Linked DNA regions of Homo sapiens: regions 1, 2 and 3 are each linked to region 4. The links are chromatin contacts, found by Hi-C or POLR2A ChIA-PET in ENCODE. All regions are on one chromosome and are shown on one strand. The core of a region is the stretch at or near the end of the contact, and the rest is flanking DNA. Distances in the headings are between cores, read along the strand shown.

Region 1 (4,615 bases), core at 827-3,326, 510 kb before region 4:
TTATAAGGGTTTTTGTTATAGGGGCTTCAGCCATGAATCTAAGAAGAAAAAATATTTCTTCCTCCCTACAGCATCAATCTATTAGAATGATGAGGGGAAGAGGGGTTTTGACCCTGTGTTGCCATGGTTCTTTATCAAGAAATGGGGATATTGGGCCAGGCGTGGTGGCTCACACCTATAATCCCAGCACTCTGCGAGGCCGAAGCAGGTGGATCACCTGAGGTCCGGAGTTTGAGACCAGCCTTGCCAACATAGTGAAACCCGTCTCTACAAAAAATACAAAAATTAGCTGGGCATGGTGGCAAGCAGTTGTAATCCCAGCTACTCAGCAGGCTGAGGCAGGAGAATCACTTGAACCCAGGAGGTGGAGGTTGCAGTGACTGGATATCACACCATTGCACTCCAGCCTGGGCGACTCTGTCTCAAAAAAAAAAAAAAAAAAAAAAAGCCAGGTGTGGTGGCTCACGCCTGGAATCCCAGCACTCTGGGAGGCCGAGGCAGGCGGATCACCTGAGCTCAGGAGTTTGAGAGTAGCCTAACCAACATGGAGAAACCCTGTCTCTACTAAAAATACAAAATTAGCCAGGTGTGGTGGCGCACACCTGTAATCCCAGCTACTCGGGAGGCTGAGTCAGGAGAATCACTTGAACCCGGGAGGCAGAGGTTGCAGTGAGCTCAGATCGCAAAATTGCACTCCAGCCTGGGCAACAAGAGCAAAATTCTGTCTCAAAAAAAAAAAAAAAAAAAAAAAAAAAGAAGGATATTGAGGATATGGGAGAAGCCTAAAGCCTCCCCAATCCTCTTGTTGCCACCATTATTTCAACAGATATTTGTCCAATTAATTTGTTTTTTTTATTTTTTATTTTTTATTTTGGTAGAGACAGGGTCTCCCTGTATTGCCCAAGCTGGTCTCCAACTCCCGGCCTCAAGTGATCTTCCCGCCTCAGTTTCCCAAATTGCTGGGATTACAGGCATGAGCTTCCACGTCCAGTCTTAATTTGCTAATGAGAGAAAAACTGCAATAATAATACTTAAGCTACTACATGGCTGGGATGGAGATTTACTGACATCATCTCATATGTACTTGTCAACAATTCTACCAAAGACCTGCTACTATTTACCCCCGCTTTGAGTTGGTTCAACTGAAGCTCAGCGAGGAGTGACCTGCTCAAAGCCACACAACAGCTAAAAAACAGGCCCCGTGTAAACTTCACCCCCTGACAGACAGGGTAAGGAGGCGGCTCCCCAGGGTCCTCTCACCCAGCGCATTCTGGATCTGCACGGATTTCTCCGGGCTCAGCAGGGTCTCATTGCCGTCGTAGGGGGAGCGGAAGCGGACGCCCTCCTCCGTCACCTCGGACAGAGACACCAGCGACACCATCTGGAAACCGCCGCTGTCCTAAGGGAAACCCCACCGCAAAGCTGTCAGGGGGTGGAGATGGGGACCCTTCACTCCAGAGAAGGGCCCTAGAACGTCGGCTCTCTCCTCAGCTCACCGTTAGCAGATTATGAGGCCAATTCATGAAGCCGTGGAGACCGTTGGCTTTCTGGATCAGCTCGGGTCCCTGGGTTGATGGAAGAAAGTGTCAGGTTAGGGGTGACCGCGTCCCTGGGGGCCCTTCTTGGGAGACAGATCTGGCCAGCTTTAGTCCCTGCTGCTCTTTCACGCCCAGTACAAGGCCTGGTCATTGGGGGCGCTCAATACAGCTGGTCGATTGACTTTGGGAGGAGTGTCCGGGCCTGGAGGACGCTCCATGGCTCCCCACGCCTCGCCGCCTCGCCGCCTCCCCGCGCGGGCAGAGCCCACCCACCGGCCTTAGACCCAGATGGTAGGTATTGCCCAGGCAGATGCGGCAACCCAGAGCGTCCAGCTGTTCGGTCGTGATGCCCTTCATGGTGGCCTGCGTGCCCACTGGCATGAACACAGGAGTGGCCACTGTCCCATGCGGCAGCCACAGCTCGCCTGCCCGGGCCCTGGAGCGGCTGCATTCGGCCACCAGCCGCATGATCCGTGGGGCCGACTCCAGGGAAGCCTGGGTAGCTGCTCCCGCCATCTTGACTGTCGGAACCACGTGGGCCGTACCACACAGTGGGCGGCGCCATGTTGGCCGCTGTCACGTGACCACGCGATCCGTTCTGGAGCCCGGGAAAGCGTCGGGGGACCATGGCAACGGATTTGAACCCCTGGTCCTGGCTGGGGGCCCATTTAACTCCTACCCACAACACGCTAAAGCGAAGAATCAGAATTGAACTGGGAACGAATCCCATCCCTAGCACTTTCGAGCTACAATCAGAGACTCTCTTAGCCATAATTTTCTCTTGGATAAAATGTGGCGAATTACAGCATCTCGGCATAAAGACTTTGTAAAGATTGAATAAAGGGCCGGGGGTGGTGGCTCACGCCTGTAATCCCAGCACTTTGGGAGGCCGAGGAGGGAGGATCACGAGGTCATGGGATGGAGACCATCCTGGCTAACACAGTGAAACCCCGTCTCTACTAAAAATACAAAAAATTAGCCGGGCGCAGTGGCAGGCACCTGTAGTCCCAGCTACTCCGGAGGCCGAGGCAGGAGAATGGCGTGAACCTGGGAGGCAGAGCTTGCAGTGAGCCGAGATCGTGCCACTGCACTCCAGCCTGGGTGACAGAGCGAGACTCCATCTCAAAAAAAAAAAAAAAAAAAAAATTAAGCTGGTGTGGCTGGGTGCGGTGGCTCACGCCTGTAATCCCAGCGCTTTGAGAGGCTGAGGCGGGCGGATGACCTGATGTTGGGAGTTCGAGACCAGCCTGACCAATGTGGAGAAACCCCGTCTCTACTAAAAATACAAAATTAGCCAGGCATGGTGGTGCATGCCTGTAATCCCAGCTACTCCGAAGGCTGAGGCAGGATAATTGCTTGAACCTGGGAGGCGGAGTTTGCAGTGAGCCGAGATCGTGCCATTGCACCCCAGCCTGGGTAACAGGAGCAAAACTCTGTGTCAAAAAGAAAAAAAAGTTTTAAAAATTAAAAAATTAACAGGTTGTGAGCCAGGCACGGTGGCTCACGCCTGTAATCCCAGCACTTTGGGAGGCCAAGGCGGGCGGATCACGATGTCAGGAGTTCAAGACCAGCCTGGCCAGTATGGTGAAACCCCGTCTCTACTAAAAAAATACAAAAATTAGCCGGGCGTGGGGGTGCGTGCCTGTAGTCCCAGCTATTCGGGAGGCTGAGGCAGGAGAATCGCTTGAACCCGGGAGGCGGAGGTCGAGCCACGATTGCGCCACTGCACTCCAGCCTGGGCGACAAAGCGAGACTTCATCTAAAAAACAAAAACAAAAACAAAATCAAAACAAAAACATTAACATGGTGTGGTGGCACGCCCCTGTAGTCTCAGCTACTCAAGAAGCTGAGGCAGGAGGATCACTTGAGCTGAAGAGTTGGAGGCTGCAGTGAGCTATGATTGGGCTACTGTACACCAGGCTGGGCAACAGAGTGAGACCGAAACCCTAAAAAAAAAGATAATAATAATATACAATATTATATAGTAATTGTTATCATTACAACTGGATCTGATATCTGTCCTGGCCAGCAGAGAGCGCTATTGTCCCAGAAGATGTCCTTTCAATTGTCTTAAACTGAGCTACTCTGGCCAAGAGGGTGTCTAAGGGAGCCTCAAGCCCCCTATCCTGTAAGAAAGGCTAAGGATGCCGGTTGCCCAGATGGTGGGGCATCCTTAGTAAGGCCACACCCGGAAAACCCGCCTGGAAAACACCCCTGCCCACCAGCAAGCCAACCTCAGGGCCTTTGCACCTGCCTTTGTCTACAACACTCATCCTTTCTTTTCTATTTCTTTTCTTTCTTTTCTTTTCTTCTTTTTTTTTTTTGAGACAGAATCTCACTCTGTTGCCCAGGCTGGAGTGTAGTGGCACAGTCTCAGCTCACTGCAACCTCCGCCTCTCAGGTTCAAGCGATTCTCCTACGTCAGCCTCCCAAGCAACCGGGATTACAGGTGCCTGCTGCCACACCCGGCTAATTTTTTTTTTATTTTTGAGATGGAGTCTTGCTCTGCTTCCCAGGCTGGAGTGCAGTGGCACAATCTCTGCTCACTGAAAGCTCTGCCTGCCAGGTCCACGCCATTTTCCTGCCTCAGCCTCCTGAGTAGCTGGGACTACAGGCGCCTGCCACCACGCCCAGCTAATTTTTTGTATTTTTAGTAGAGACCGGTGTTCACCATGTTAGCCAGGATGGTCTTGATCTCCTGACCTGGTGATCCACCTGCCTTGGCCTCCCAAAGTGCTGGGATTACAGGCGTGAGCCACCGCACTCGGCCGTTTTTTGTTTTTTTTTTTTTTGAGACGGAGTTTTGCTCTTGTTGCCCAGGCTGGAGAGTGCAATAGTGCAATCTTGGCTCACTACAACCTCCACCTCCTGGGTTCAAGTGATTCTCCTGCCTCAGCCTCCTGAGTAGCTGGGATTACAGGCATACGCCACCACGCCTGGCTAATTTTTTTGTATTTTTAGTAGCGACAGGGTTTCTCCATATTGGCCAGTCTGGTCTCGAACTCCTGACCTCAGGTGATCCTCCCACCTTGGCCTCCCAAAGTGCTGGGATTACAGGTGTGAGCCACCGCGTCCGG
Region 2 (4,219 bases), core at 695-3,194, 460 kb before region 4:
AAAATTTAGGAAAAAATAACAGACTTAGATTCCTCATGCTCAGGAATATGGGCCTTCAAGACCCTGAAAATACTAGAAGGAGCCAAAGGAATTTTTGCCTAGAGGCACCAAACAAGTTCAATCAGAAAAACCACAAACAATTAGGCACCTCTCAGCTCCAGGAAGACTCGGCTAAGCTCCAGGAAGATAGGGAGAGTGATAAATAGCGCCCAGTGGCGGCAAGGCCAAGCCTGGCAGTCATTGCTAGCCTCCAATCTGAACTAAAGAATATTCCAGACAACACTGGGGCCTGCAGACTCCATTCACAAATCCCAGGGACCAAGAGCCACCCACATAAGCAAGGGGCCCCAGCACCACGGAACAGGGAGAGGAGCACCTGCCAATGTCCTGCGGCCTCCTCCTGCTTTCCAGCTGTGAATGAGGCCCTGGTTCCCACACTTCATTCACAGTCTGGGCGGCTACTGTAACTACATCCCACGAGACCACACACAAAGCATCACGCACAAGGGACAGTGGCAGCACTCTGAGCAATCCATGGAGATTCCCATCCACAAATACCTGAGGAAAAGAGAGCTTAAAGTCCTAAATTTGAATCCTAACTTCGGATGGCACCTCGCGATTCCATGTGGACCACAAATATGCCATCACACCACTCATTTTAAAGAGAGCAAAATCTTGAAAAAGATTCAGCAGCAGTGAATTACCGGAGTCCAGAAAAAGAAACCACTGAAACCGACGCTTCGTTGCTGATCCATGTCACCTAAGCAGCAACTGGCAAACAATGTTGGAAATGTGGAGAAGAGATCCCTCATTCTCCTCAAATTTGGCCACTGAACTGGGGGAGGAGCATGCAGACCGCCGTACACCCCAAATAATTCATCCAGGCGGTGAATTAACTGGGGCAGAACCTCATGAGTAACCTCGAGAATCTCAATCGTTCAACTACTTGAGAAAATAAAGGTAGAAATGGGTTTTAAGCATCCACGTTTCGGGGCCCAGGCTTGCACCCAAGTAGATTGCCGGTCTAGAGAAGGCAAATACTAACAATCTGGAAAAACATTCAACAATGAAAACAAACTAACTAAAGAAAAAGCTGAAACCCTCTCAAGTTTTGACCCTGATCTGAGAGAGGCCTGGCTGACCAGAGATTTGGAAACCCGACGAACCCACAAAGGCTTCCTCAGCAATCCGCGTGGGAAGGGGCTTCCAAGGAGGGGGTCCGCCTCTCCGCGACCTGTGAGGACAAAGGAGGCGACTTTTCCCGCCTCGGGAACCTGGGACTCTCCTGGAATCGGGGGCGGGACCGGGACAAAGAGGAGGAGGGGGTAGGGAAGGAGTGAGGAAGGGGGGTCGCCCCGCCGCGGAACTCGGGACCCGAGGGGGTGTGTGCTCCAAGCACGTGCGCGCGTCCCCAGGACCCCCGCAACAGACAAAAGCCCAGCCGCGGGGAGGCGGCAGCCGGGGGCCCGGTGCGCGCGCACCCCCCCGCGCGTGGCGCCGCCGCCGGCCGAGGGGCCGCGTGCGGGGGGGAGCGGCTGCGCGCGCACCGAGTCCTCGCCGCCGCCGCAGCCGCCATTTTGTTTCCTCCGCACAATGGAAGAGAGTTAACGGCCGAGCGCGGGAGCGAGGCCGGCAAGGGAGGAACGGGCCAGGCGCCGGGATGAGGGAACCGGGCGGAGGCGGCGAGCGTGGGATCCCTCCAGCCTTGTCACCGCGAACCCTCAGTGGGGATCTCACTGAGGGCGGGCGGGGGGAGGGGCAGAGGCGGGAGCGGGCCCGGCCGCCGCCACATTGACGCTTACCTTGTCGGCGTCCCCTTCTTCGACCGCAGCCGCCGCCGCCGCCCTCCTGCCACAGCCCGCCGGGGTCTGCCCCCAAAAGCCACGCGGTGCGCGCCGGGCTGCTGGGTCCAACTGCAATGGCGAGAAGAGGAGGAGGAGGAGTCCGGACCGGGGGCGAGCGGGCGGGCGGGCAGGCGCGCGCCGGGGAGGTGCGGGAACACGTGACCGGCTGAAGCCCCGCCCCCTTTGACGCCGCGTTGCGCCTCGACGCAGGCCCAACCCAAATGGGAGGGAGGGGCGAAAAGAGATAAGGGGGGGGCTGAGGGGGTGGGCGTGAGTTGCACGTGGTGCAAGCGGGAGTGTTTGCGTGCGTAGTCACGTGACTTCGGCACCTTTCCCTCCGCTTTCGATAGGTTGCTCCATCATGTGACAATGGCGAATTTCGCGGTTTCCTTCGCCATCTGACAACTTTTGGCGCCTTCCCTTTGCCGTACTGGGAGTCCTCCATCACGTGACGAGGGCACGCTCTGGTTTTCGCTAAGGCGTTTTTTGAGCGGCCATTACCACGTGATGCAAGGCAAGCGTCAGAGGCGGAGCCTCCCTACGGCTGCGACATTTTGCGCCTGCGCGGCCGCCATCTTACGCCCGTCGCCCTGAGTACGTTAGCGGAAATGGCTCCGAGAGGCTTTGACGCATGTGTACCTTTTTAGTGGCGGTATCTCGGCCGGGGATTTTCGGGCTCCAGTGGAGGTGGCTATGCTCACCCCATCTCCCTTGAGAGGCACAGAAGGTTAGAGATGTGTGCGAGGAACGGCCAGGTCCAGCGTCTCCTCGTTGCTGCCCCTTGAGCCCGGGACCGGCGCCAATGCGCGCCCGGGTTCTTGGGTTCTTTCGTCCCGCAGACCTGCCTTGGTGTGGCGTCCCTGGGCCGTAGCTTCCGAAGGCTGCAGCCGACCTGGTCGGGGTCCTCTAGCCCGCCTTCCCCTTCCCCCATTGACAGATGGAGAAACTGAGGCCCAGGCCAAAAAATATCTCACTAGAGGGCTCACCGCCATTTCCTGGAAAAATTGGGGCTGGGACTCAACGGACGCTCGTCCAGCAGCAGCGCGGAGCTCCGAAGTAAAGGCGCCCGTGACCGAGTGCTTTGTCCTTACAAGCGTGGTGTTCTTGAATGCTTCCAGGCGCCTTATGAGGCCCCCGATGTACAATCTGTGCTTAACTAAACCCCACTGTCTTCCAGGGTCAGGTTGGCCATCCGCAGGCGTAGTTGCTAGGAAGGTTTGACAGATGTCCGCCTGTTGATTCAGACGTTCCCAGGATTTGGAGCAAGAAGAGCAAGGAAGGCCAGGCGCGGTGGCTCACGTTTGTAATCCCAGCACTTTGGGAGGCCGAGGCGGGCGGATCACGAGGTCAGGAGTTCGAGACCAGCCTGGCCAGCATGGTGAAACCCCGTCTCTACTAAAAATACAAAAGAAAATTAGCCGGGTGTGGTGGCACATGCCTGTAGTCCCACCTACTTGGGAGGCTGAGGCAGGAGAATTGTTTGACCTGGCAGGCGGAGGTTGCAGTGAGCCGAGATTGCGCCACTGCACTCCAGTCTGGGCGACAGAGCGAGACTCTGTCTCAGAAAAAAAAAAGAGCAAGGAGGTGTTGAAAATGGGTTTCCTGGCTGGGCGTGGTGGCTCACGCTTGTAATCCCAGCACTTTGGGAAGCTGAGGTGGGCGGATCACTTGAGGTCAGGAGTTTGAGACCAGCCTGGCCAACATGGTGAAACACCGTCTCCACTAAAAATAGAAAAATTAACTGGGTGTGGTGGAGGGCGCCTGTAATCCCAGCTAATCAGGAAGCTGAGACAGGAGGATCGCTTGAACCCAGGAGGCGGAGGTTGCAGTGAGCCGAGATTGCTCCATTGCACTCCAGCCTGGGCGATAGAGTGAGACTCAGCCTCAAAAAAAAAAAAAAAAAAAAATTCGCCAGGTGTGGTGGTGTGCGCCTATAATCCCAGCTACTCAGGAGGCAGAGGCACAAGAATGGCTTGAATCACTTGAACCTGGGAGGCAGAGGTTACAATGAGCCGAGATGGCACCACTGCACTCCAGCCTGGGCGACAGAGCGAGACTCCGACTTCCCATCTTAAAAAAAAAAAAAAAAAAAAAAAAGAAGTGTAAAGATGTGATTATGTGGCAGGGGGTAAGGGTTAAAAAGAAAACAAGAACAAGTTTTCCTCTGCTTAGCCAGCTTACTTCAAGGACAGTTATAACACTGAAAAGTCGAGGCCAAAGGAATGGGCTCCAGACAGCCTCCTCCGGAGCAAAGTTGAAAAGAAAAATTCCTTTACTGTCTCTCCTTTTCTGAACCATTAAATATGACTGTTTGCCAATGGTTGTATTTAGTAAGATTTGTAGACTCTGTTTTTCTTTTGACACAGCTGCAAGGC
Region 3 (4,230 bases), core at 10-2,509, 310 kb before region 4:
CATGTTAGCCAGGATGGTCTCGATCTCCCGACCTCGTGATCCGCCTGCCTCGGCCTCCCAAAATGCTGGGATTACAGGTGTGAGTCACCGCGCCCGGCCCCGCATTTAGTCTTAATGATAATCTGGTAGGTAGGTGCTATTATATTATTACTTTTTATAGAGAGGAAACTGAACCATAGAGAACTAAGTAAGCGCCCACGGGCACTGAGCTGGTAAGAGGCAGATCCAGGGTTTGAACCCCCCAAAGACGGGTGCCACACGCCTCTTGATAGGAAGTAAATCAAAAATAAAGACAAGGAAGGCCGGGCGCGGTGGCTCACGCCTGTAATCCCAACACTTTGGGAGGCCGAGGCGGGCGGATCATGAGGTCAGGGGTTTGAGACCATCCTGGCCAACATGGTGAAACCCCATCTGTACTAAAAATACAAAAAATTAGCTGGGTATGATGGCGGGCGCCTGTAATCCCAGCTACTCGGGAGGCTGAGGCAGAATTTTTTGAACCCGGGAGGCGGAGGTTGCAGTGAGCCAAGATCGAGCTACTGCACTCCAGCCCAGGTGACAGTGAGAGACTCTGTCTCAATTAAAAAAAAAAAAAAAAAAAAAAGACAAGGAAAACCTGAGGCCTGGGCACAGCGCCTCACACCTATAATCCCAGAACTTTGGGAGGCCAATGGAGTCAGGATCTCTTAAACCCAGGTGTTCAAGACCAGCCTGGGCAACATTGCGAGACCCCATCTCTACAGAAAAACAAACAAACAAACAAAAACTAAAAATTAGCCGGGTGTGGTGGCGCCTGTCTGTGGTCCCAGCTACTCAGGAGGCTGAGGTGGGAGGATCGCTTGAGGCCAGGAGCTCAAGGCTGCAGTGAGCCGCGATTGCGCCACTGCACTCCAGCCTGGGCGTGCAGATCAGAGCGAGACCTTGTCTCTAAAGGAAAAAAAAAAAGAAAGAAAGAAAGAAAAGAAAAGAAAAGAAAACCTAGCGAGGTAGATAATTTTCCCTAGATCCTGCGGCCGCCGGACCACGAGGCCGGCGCTGTGCGTTGTTAAAAGGAGAATAGCAGATGGTGGCGCGCAGCCCCGCGAGGAGACATCCAGCAACGAAATCGGGAGATGGAAGGGACAGTGAGAAGGGGGGCCTGGCTGTGCGCCCCCGCCCGATGCCCCACTCCTCGCCGACGGGCGCCGGGCACCTGCGGGAAGGGCGGGAGAATCGCCGCTCCTTTCCCGCCGCGCCCTTTCCGCCCTCTCCCCGCCTCCTTTTCGGGCGTCCCGAGGCCGCTCCCCAACCGACAACCAAGACCCCGCAGGCCACGCAGCCCTGGAGCCGAGGCCCCCCGACGGCGGAGGCGCCCGCGGGTCCCCTACAGCCAAGGTAAGGCAGGAATCTCCTGGACTGGGTCGCGGTCCCCCGGCTTCCCGGAAGCGCAGTGCGCGGGTGGCATCACTGTGCCCGGAGCCCCTGCGCGCCCCGGCCATCCCCACCCCGAGGGACCCCCTACGGAGGCGACCTGGGGGCTGAGGTGAGCGCTTGGGCAGCAGCGACGGGGAGGGGTGTCCACCCCACCCCTGGTGCGGGCCGGGGCGCGCAGGCCTGGAACTCGGGGTTCAGACTCCCCGCGACTCGGACCACGCGGCTAAGCGCGCTCAGGGTCGCGTGCCCCCGCCCCGCCGCCATGCTGGGCGCCGTGGTGGCCGCGCAGCTGGGCGACAGCAGGCGTGGGCGGGGGTGGGGAGCGGCCCCTCAGCGGTCCCTACCGCCTGAGGCCAGGGCCCGGGGACTTTTATTGTGACACGGCGGGCGCCCGGCTCTGCTTAGTCATGGTGACCTGCGCGCGCTCCGCGCCTCCCCCACGCGCAGCGATGGAGGCGCCGGGGCTCGGGCGGTGGAGGCGGAGCCGGAGCGCGGCCATGGCGGGGTGAGTGAGGCGGGATGTGCCCGGGCTGCGGGCATCGCGGGCCGCGAGCGCCCCTGCGGCCGTGCCCGGAGACCAGGAAAACGGGCGCCACGGCCCAGGGCGCCTCCGAGTTCCCCGCCAGGACTCGGAGGGCCAGGAGGGCGCGACCTGGGTGGATATTTTTGTTGGACGGCGCAACTCTTGGGGTGGCCCGGGAGCGGCGGAAACCGAGCGAGAGAACCAGGAGGCGCTGCGCAGAAGGAGGCCCGGGGGCTCCGAGGCGTTGAGGGGCTCGATCTGCGTTCTGGGGTTGGCAGCCGAGAGGCCGCGGTGGGGTCACTTCCTCGCCTCACTGGGCCTGGTGGAGGCTCAGGAGGGGCATGCGCAGTCGCCCACTTGCCGCTTTGTAGGGTGGGGGAAGTGCCCGGTGCCCAAGGGGCATTGTTGACCGATTGGCCAAAGACCAAGAGGCAAACCCAGGGCCTTGGCACCAGAGTGGGGGCCGAGTGGCACCCAGGGAGGGTGGAGGAGGCCGCTCTGGCAGGCACGGTGGCAGGGCAGTTAGCCAACCACCCGTTTATTGACCCCTGCGCAGTGCCAGGCCCCAGGCGAGAGGCACAGGAGAGGGTTGGCCCGACGCCGACCTACATAGGTCTCCCTGCCATTTGAGGCGCTGGGGCCGGGGACGAGAGACAGTCGATCAACAGACAAGCAAAGGAGGTCATTTCAGTTCCTGACAAGCGCAGTGATGACAATAAAACAGGGAAGAGGAGACTTTGAGTTGAGTCCCAGAAAGAGGGGAGTGAGAACTTGCAGATCCACTTGTGGGGAGCCACTTGGAGATCCCCCACTCCTTTTGAAACGTAACTCACGTCTGGGCACAGCAGCCTATGCCTGTAATCCCAGCATTTTGGGAGGTCGAGGAGGGGGATCACTTGAGGCCAGGAGGTTGAGACCACCCTGGCCAACATGGTGAAATCCCATCTCTACTAAAAATACAAAAAATTAGCCCATCGTGGTGGCTGGTGCCTGTAATCCCAGCTACTCAGGAGGCCGAAGTATGAGAATATCTTTTTTTTGTTTTATTTGAGATGGAGTCTTGTTCTGTCACCCAGGCTGGAATGCAGTGGTGCGATCTCGGCTCACTGCAAGCTCTGCTTCCTGGGTTCACGCCTTTCTCCCGCCTCAGCCTCCCATGTAGCTGGGACTACAGGCGCCCGCCGCCACACCCGGCTAATTTTTTTGTATTTTTAGTAGAGATGGGGTTTCACCATGTTAGCCAGGATGGTCTCGATCTTCTGACCTTGTGATCCGCCTGCCTCGGCCTCCCAAAGTGCTGGGATTACAGGCGTGAGCCACCACGCCCGGTCGAGAATATCTTGAACTCGGGAGGCAGAGGTTGCAGTGAGCCAAGATCGCACCACTGTACTCCAGCCTGGGCAACAGAGCGAGACTCTGTCTCGAAAAACAAAACACAAAACACATAACTCATCTCCTGGCCCTCCAGGATCCAGGGGTTTCCATGAAACCCTTCCTTAAGTCCTTAGCTCTCACTGCACTCCTTCCCAATTCTCCAGATTGACTGTCTCAGCCTCTGAGCCACTGCACTTACTGTTTCCTCTGCCTGGAAAACTACTCCCCAGCCTCCCACTTTATAATAATTTTCATCCTTGTCTCAGCTCCAACCTCACCTTCTCAAAGAGGCTTGGTCTGCCAGATTTTAAAAAACTGCACCCCGGGTCAGGCATGGTGGCTTACGCCTGTAATCCCAGCACTTCGGGATGCCAAGGCGGGCGGCTCACTTGAGGTCAGGAGTTTGAGACCAGCCTGGCCAACATGGCGAAACCCAGTCTCTGCTAAAAATACAAAAACTAGCCGGGTGTGGTGGCGGACGCCTGTAGTCCCAGCTACTCGGGAGGCTGAGGCAGGAGGATCGCTTGAACCCGGGAGGCGGAGGTTGCAGTGAGCCAAGATCGAGCCATTGCACTCCAGCCTGGGTGACAGAGAGACTCCATCTGAAAAAAAAAAAAAAAAAAGCAAACAAACTGCACCCGATTCTCACGTTGTCACAATGCTGTTGTAATTTTCTTCATGAAGCTGTTTTTCCAGGTCTTGCTTATTTTAGTTTATGATTGCTCCTCCCTGCAGTTGTCAGCTCTGGCAGGGTAGGATTTTTGTATTTTGCTCACTGCTGTGTCTTCAGCACCCAGATCAGTGCCTGGCATACAGTAGGTGCCCAGTAAATGGTGAGGCAAATGAAGGAATGAGCTCAACATGCTCTAGAAAGGGAAAGGCCGCCAGATTGCTGAAGCAGAGTGATCAAAGGGAAGAGG
Region 4 (4,163 bases), core at 151-2,650:
CTGCTTGAGGCTAGGAGTCCCAGACTAGCCTGGCCAACATGGTGAAACCCTGTCTCTACCACCGAAGATACAAAAATTAGCCAGGCGTGGTGGAGTACGCCTGTAATCCCAGCCTACTAGGGAGGCTGAGGCATGAGAATCGCTTGAACCTGGGAGGCAGAGGTTGCAGTGAGCCAAGATCTCACCACTGCACGCCAGCCGGGGTGACAGAGTGAGGCAGGGTCTTACCCTGTCGCCCAGGCAGGAGTCCAGTGGCCCAATCATGGCTCATTGCAGCCTACACTGCCAGGGTTCAAGCCATCCTCCCACCTCAGCCTCCCAAGTAGCTAGGATTACAGGTGTGTGTCACCATGCCCAGCAAATCTTTGTATTTTTTGTAGAGATGGGGTATCCCTATGTTGCTCAGGCTGGTCTTGAACTCCTAACCTCAAGCGATCCTCCCACCTGGGCCTCTCAAAGCACTGGGATTACAGGCGTGAGCCACTGCGCCTGACATGGTGCTTCTTAATTTATTCTTACTTTTTATTTTTATTTTTTTGAGACAAGGTCTTGCTCTGTCTCCCAGGCTGGAATGTAGTGGTACAATCATGGCTCACTGCAACCTCTGCCTCTCCGGTTCAAGTGATCTTCCTGCCTCAACCTCTGGAGTAGTTTGGACTATGGGCACATGCCACAACGACTAGCTAATTTTTGTTTTTCTTTTTTTCTTTCTTTCTTTCTTTCTTTTTTTTTTTTTTTGAGATGCAGTTTCTCTATGTTACCTAGGCTGGTCTAAAACTCCTGGGCTCAAGCGATCCTCCCACCCTGGCCTCCCAAAGTGCTGGGATGACAGGCGTGAGCCACGTGGTGCTTAAAAAAGGCAACAAAAAACCCCCCACACACTGGGTATAGAAGTGGCATGGGCCTCTATACACTGTGAGATTCTTGGTACTAGCTACAAATTCTGTGTATACTCAAGATTTTCTAGAGTAGGTGCAATTACCCCGTTTTACAGATGAGGACACAGAGGCTGAGCCGTAGTGACCCACCTAAGGTCGTATAGCCAGCAAATAGATGGAGGTTGGATTGGAACTGAGGACTTTACTCAAGGGCTCTCACAAACCCTTGGGGGCTTCTCGCTGCTTTATCCCCATCACACCTGAAAGAATGAATGAATGAATGCCTCGGGCACCGTGCCCACCTCCCAGCAAACCGTGGAGCTTGGACGAGCCCACTGCTCCGCGTGGGGGGGGTGTGTGCCCGCCTTGCGCATGCGTGTTCCCTGGGCATGGCCGGCTCCGTTCCATCCTTCTGCACAGGGTATCGCCTCTCTCCGTTTGGTACATCCCCTCCTCCCCCACGCCCGGACTGGGGTGGTAGACGCCGCCTCCGCTCATCGCCCCTCCCCATCGGTTTCCGCGCGAAAAGCCGGGGCGCCTGCGCTGCCGCCGCCGCGTCTGCTGAAGCCTCCGAGATGCCGGCGCGTACCGCCCCAGCCCGGGTGCCCACACTGGCCGTCCCGGCCATCTCGCTGCCCGACGATGTCCGCAGGCGGTAGGTACCATGGGGGGGAACACGGACTCAGGGGGACAGGCAGGGCGCTGGGTGGGGGGTCGCTTCCCCTCGGGGTGGCCGGTGGCCGCTGCTGACAGACGGGCGCGCATGCGTGGGGTGGTGCGGCGCGCAGCGGCAGTTGGCGCGGGCAGGGTGGCACTTCCGGTCGCGCGTGCCCGGGCTGTTTGGCGCCAAAATGGACCGTGGATTCCCCCGTAGCTCCCTGGTGGCTAGAAACTAGGCGGGGTGGGGGTTCTCTTTTGATCCCCAAATACAGCAAGCTTTGGGTTCGTTTCCGGGGTCCCCTTCTTCAAGCAGCGGTGGGCCGGGCTCTTGACTCCAGCTTGGTCGCACAGGAAGTGGGCAGCCCGCGGCCAACGGACACCCCTCGGGCACCGGCACTTCGGCCTCCACTTCCGGTGTCCGGCCCGGTCCCCGGGGGCGCTTCTGTGGTGGGGGGTCCCTCAGTGCCTTTCCCCCAAAGCTGTGCATCTCGATGGCGGCCTCCAGAGACGGATGTCACCCGTCGGGGCCTGGGCTGGGCTGGCTCATGTTCGAGAGCCCAGCCTTCCGTGGGGTACTCATTCTGTCAGTTGGGACTGTGTGGTTCTTGCTCCTTGGGAAAGTCCATGTTTTGGCAGGAACTTTAACCGTGCATTGCAGCGCAGGGCCCGGGAAGCGTGAAGGCTGCATGGTTGGTCTTTTCCTGTAAATCTGTGCCTGTGAGCCGTGGGCATCAGGGAAGTCTTGCTAATGAGAACTGGCTACACTTTCGTGTGTGTTTGTGTGTGTTCATGGGTGTGTTCTTTAGTGTGTGTCTAATGTTGGAGGCCCTGGCTTTAGCAGTTCATGCCTCTGTCCAACTTCCGTGCACAAGGATCAGTGGGAGCACTGGTCCCAGCCCCTTGTTCATGAACGCCATCAGTTCATTCCTGAAAACTTGTTCAAGTGAGGTGTGCGTGAGTCAGAGGAACCCTCACCAGGCGTGGACACTTCCAGCTGGATTTGTGAAAGCACTCTTTGCCATTTTTCTATTTCCTTAGGCTTGTTAACTGACCTGGTTGGGCCAGTCCGGTTCTGATTTGGGTCTTTGGGGAGGGATGGATATTTGGTTCAACCCCCGCTTTTTTTCTTTTCTTTTTTTTTTTTTTTTTGAAGGCTGGGTGCTGTGGCTTATGCCTGTAATCCCAGCAATTTGGGAGGCAGTGGCGGACGAATCTCTTGAGCCAGGAGTTTGAGACCAGCCTGGGCAACAAGGCAAAACCCCATGTCTACTAAAAATACAAAAATTAGCCTGGAGTAGTGCCGTGCGCCTGTGGTCCCAACTACTCAACAGACTAAGGTGGGAGTATCACTTGAGCCCCAGAGGTTGAGGCTGTGTGTAGCGAGCTGAGATCGCGCTATTGCACTCCAGCCTGGGTGACAGAGTGAGACCCTGTCTCAAAAAAAGAAACACTTTTTATTTTTAGAGATGGGTCTCACTCTGTTGTCCAGGCTGGAGTGCCCTGGCACAATTATAACTCACTGTAGCCTTGAACTCCTGGGCTTAAGGGATCCTCAGCCTCCTGAGTAGCTGGGACCACAGGCGCCCACCACCATGCCCAGATGACTTTCTTAGTTTTTGTTTCTGTATACGTGAGGTTTCACCATATTGCCCAGGCTGGTCTTAAACCCCTGCCCTCAAGCAGTCCTCCTGCCTTTGTGTCCCAAAGGTTAGGATTACAAGTATGAGCCATCATGCCTTAACTACTACTTTTTTTTGTTTGTTTGTTTGAGATGGAGTCTCATTCTTTCACCCAGGCTGGAATGCGGTGGCGTGATCTCGGCTCACTGCAACCTCCACTTTCAGGGTTCAAGTGATTCTCCTGCCTCAGCCTCCGAAGTAGCTGGGATTACAGGTGCACACCACCACGCCTGGCTAATTTTTGTGTTTTCAGTGGAGTCGGGGTTTCTCCATGTTGGTCAGGCTGGTCTCGAACTCCTGACCTCGTGATCCACCTGCCTCAGCCTCCCAAAGTGCTGGGATTATAGTCAAACCACTTCTTAACCAGTTAGTGGGTATATATCTTCTTGAATCATCTGTGCCAGTATTCTCCCAAAATAAAACTTGATTTAAAATGGAATGGAAGTGAAATTATGAAAGTGCCTGGCTTCATGATGTTACACCCAATTCAGAGAAGTTTGGGCCCGGCCTTCCTTTTTTATTCCTTTTTTTTATTTTGTAGAGATGGGGTCTTGCCATGTTGCTCAGGCTGGTCTTCGATTCCTGGCCTCAAGCGATCCTCCTGCCTCAGCTTCCCAAAGTGTTGGGATTACGGGTGTGAGCCACCATGCCCAGCCTGCCCAGCCTTCTTGAAAACATGACCTCCACTGGCTCAATGACCTTAAACAAGCGTATGCCACCTCTATATCCATAGTCTAGGAATAATGACATGGGTTTTCAGCTGGTATTGGGTTAAATGAGAATATGCATGGCACATAAAGGTTCACATGCTAGTGGCTAACTTAGCTTGTTTTTTTCAGTTTTTTTTTAAGAGACAGGATCTCACTGTGTCACCCAGGCTGGAATGCAGTGGCACAGTCATGGCTTACTGCAGCCTTGAACCCCTGAGCTCAAGCAATCCTCCTGC

The links. A loop is a pair of places that touch in the nucleus more often than their neighbours do. ChIA-PET counts read pairs that join two places held with the same protein, here RNA polymerase II (POLR2A). Pooled maps may share reads with other maps.
Region 1: a loop to region 4 is called in a pooled map, with 3 times the contacts of the local background. The contact joins the promoter of QTRT1 here to the promoter of DNMT1 in region 4. A Hi-C loop is called at or near these places in 6 of 50 pooled maps. POLR2A ChIA-PET finds 5 or more read pairs at or near these places in 2 of 52 experiments (B cell and Panc1).
Region 2: a loop to region 4 is called in a pooled map, with 12 times the contacts of the local background. The contact joins the promoter of ILF3 here to the promoter of DNMT1 in region 4. A Hi-C loop is called at or near these places in 2 of 37 single-sample maps with no recorded cell type and 9 of 50 pooled maps.
Region 3: a pooled map shows a loop between it and region 4 (7-fold over the local background). The contact joins the promoter of KEAP1 here to the promoter of DNMT1 in region 4. A Hi-C loop is called at or near these places in 1 of 37 single-sample maps with no recorded cell type and 8 of 50 pooled maps. POLR2A ChIA-PET finds 5 or more read pairs at or near these places in 2 of 52 experiments (CD8-positive, alpha-beta memory T cell and activated CD4-positive, alpha-beta T cell).

What each region holds. Positions count from the first base shown.
Region 1 is chr19:10,698,900-10,703,514 of GRCh38, reverse strand. QTRT1 (queuine tRNA-ribosyltransferase catalytic subunit 1) reads right to left here and starts at 2,076. Exons shown (of 10, transcript NM_031209.3): 1 at 1,812-2,076; 2 at 1,497-1,565; 3 at 1,261-1,399. The coding sequence starts at 2,054. RefSeq lists enhancers at 1,093-1,282, 2,043-2,132, 1,611-2,359 and a silencer at 1,763-1,822.
Region 2 is chr19:10,652,071-10,656,289 of GRCh38, reverse strand. It overlaps ILF3 (interleukin enhancer binding factor 3), which reads right to left and starts at 1,944. Exons shown (of 20, transcript NM_017620.3): 1 at 1,803-1,944. It overlaps ILF3-DT (ILF3 divergent transcript), which reads left to right and starts at 2,418. Exons shown (of 1, transcript NR_024333.1): 1 at 2,418-4,219. RefSeq lists silencers at 1,617-1,776, 1,857-2,096 and enhancers at 2,187-2,656, 2,897-3,066, 2,932-3,433, 3,434-3,936.
Region 3 is chr19:10,500,385-10,504,614 of GRCh38, reverse strand. KEAP1 (kelch like ECH associated protein 1) reads left to right here and starts at 1,259. Exons shown (of 6, transcript NM_203500.2): 1 at 1,259-1,374. RefSeq lists silencers at 1,244-1,863, 1,874-2,153 and enhancers at 1,992-2,547, 2,524-2,773.
Region 4 is chr19:10,192,190-10,196,352 of GRCh38, reverse strand. It overlaps DNMT1 (DNA methyltransferase 1), which reads left to right and starts at 1,400. Exons shown (of 41, transcript NM_001130823.3): 1 at 1,400-1,533. The coding sequence starts at 1,454. RefSeq lists an enhancer at 967-1,196 and a silencer at 1,457-1,696.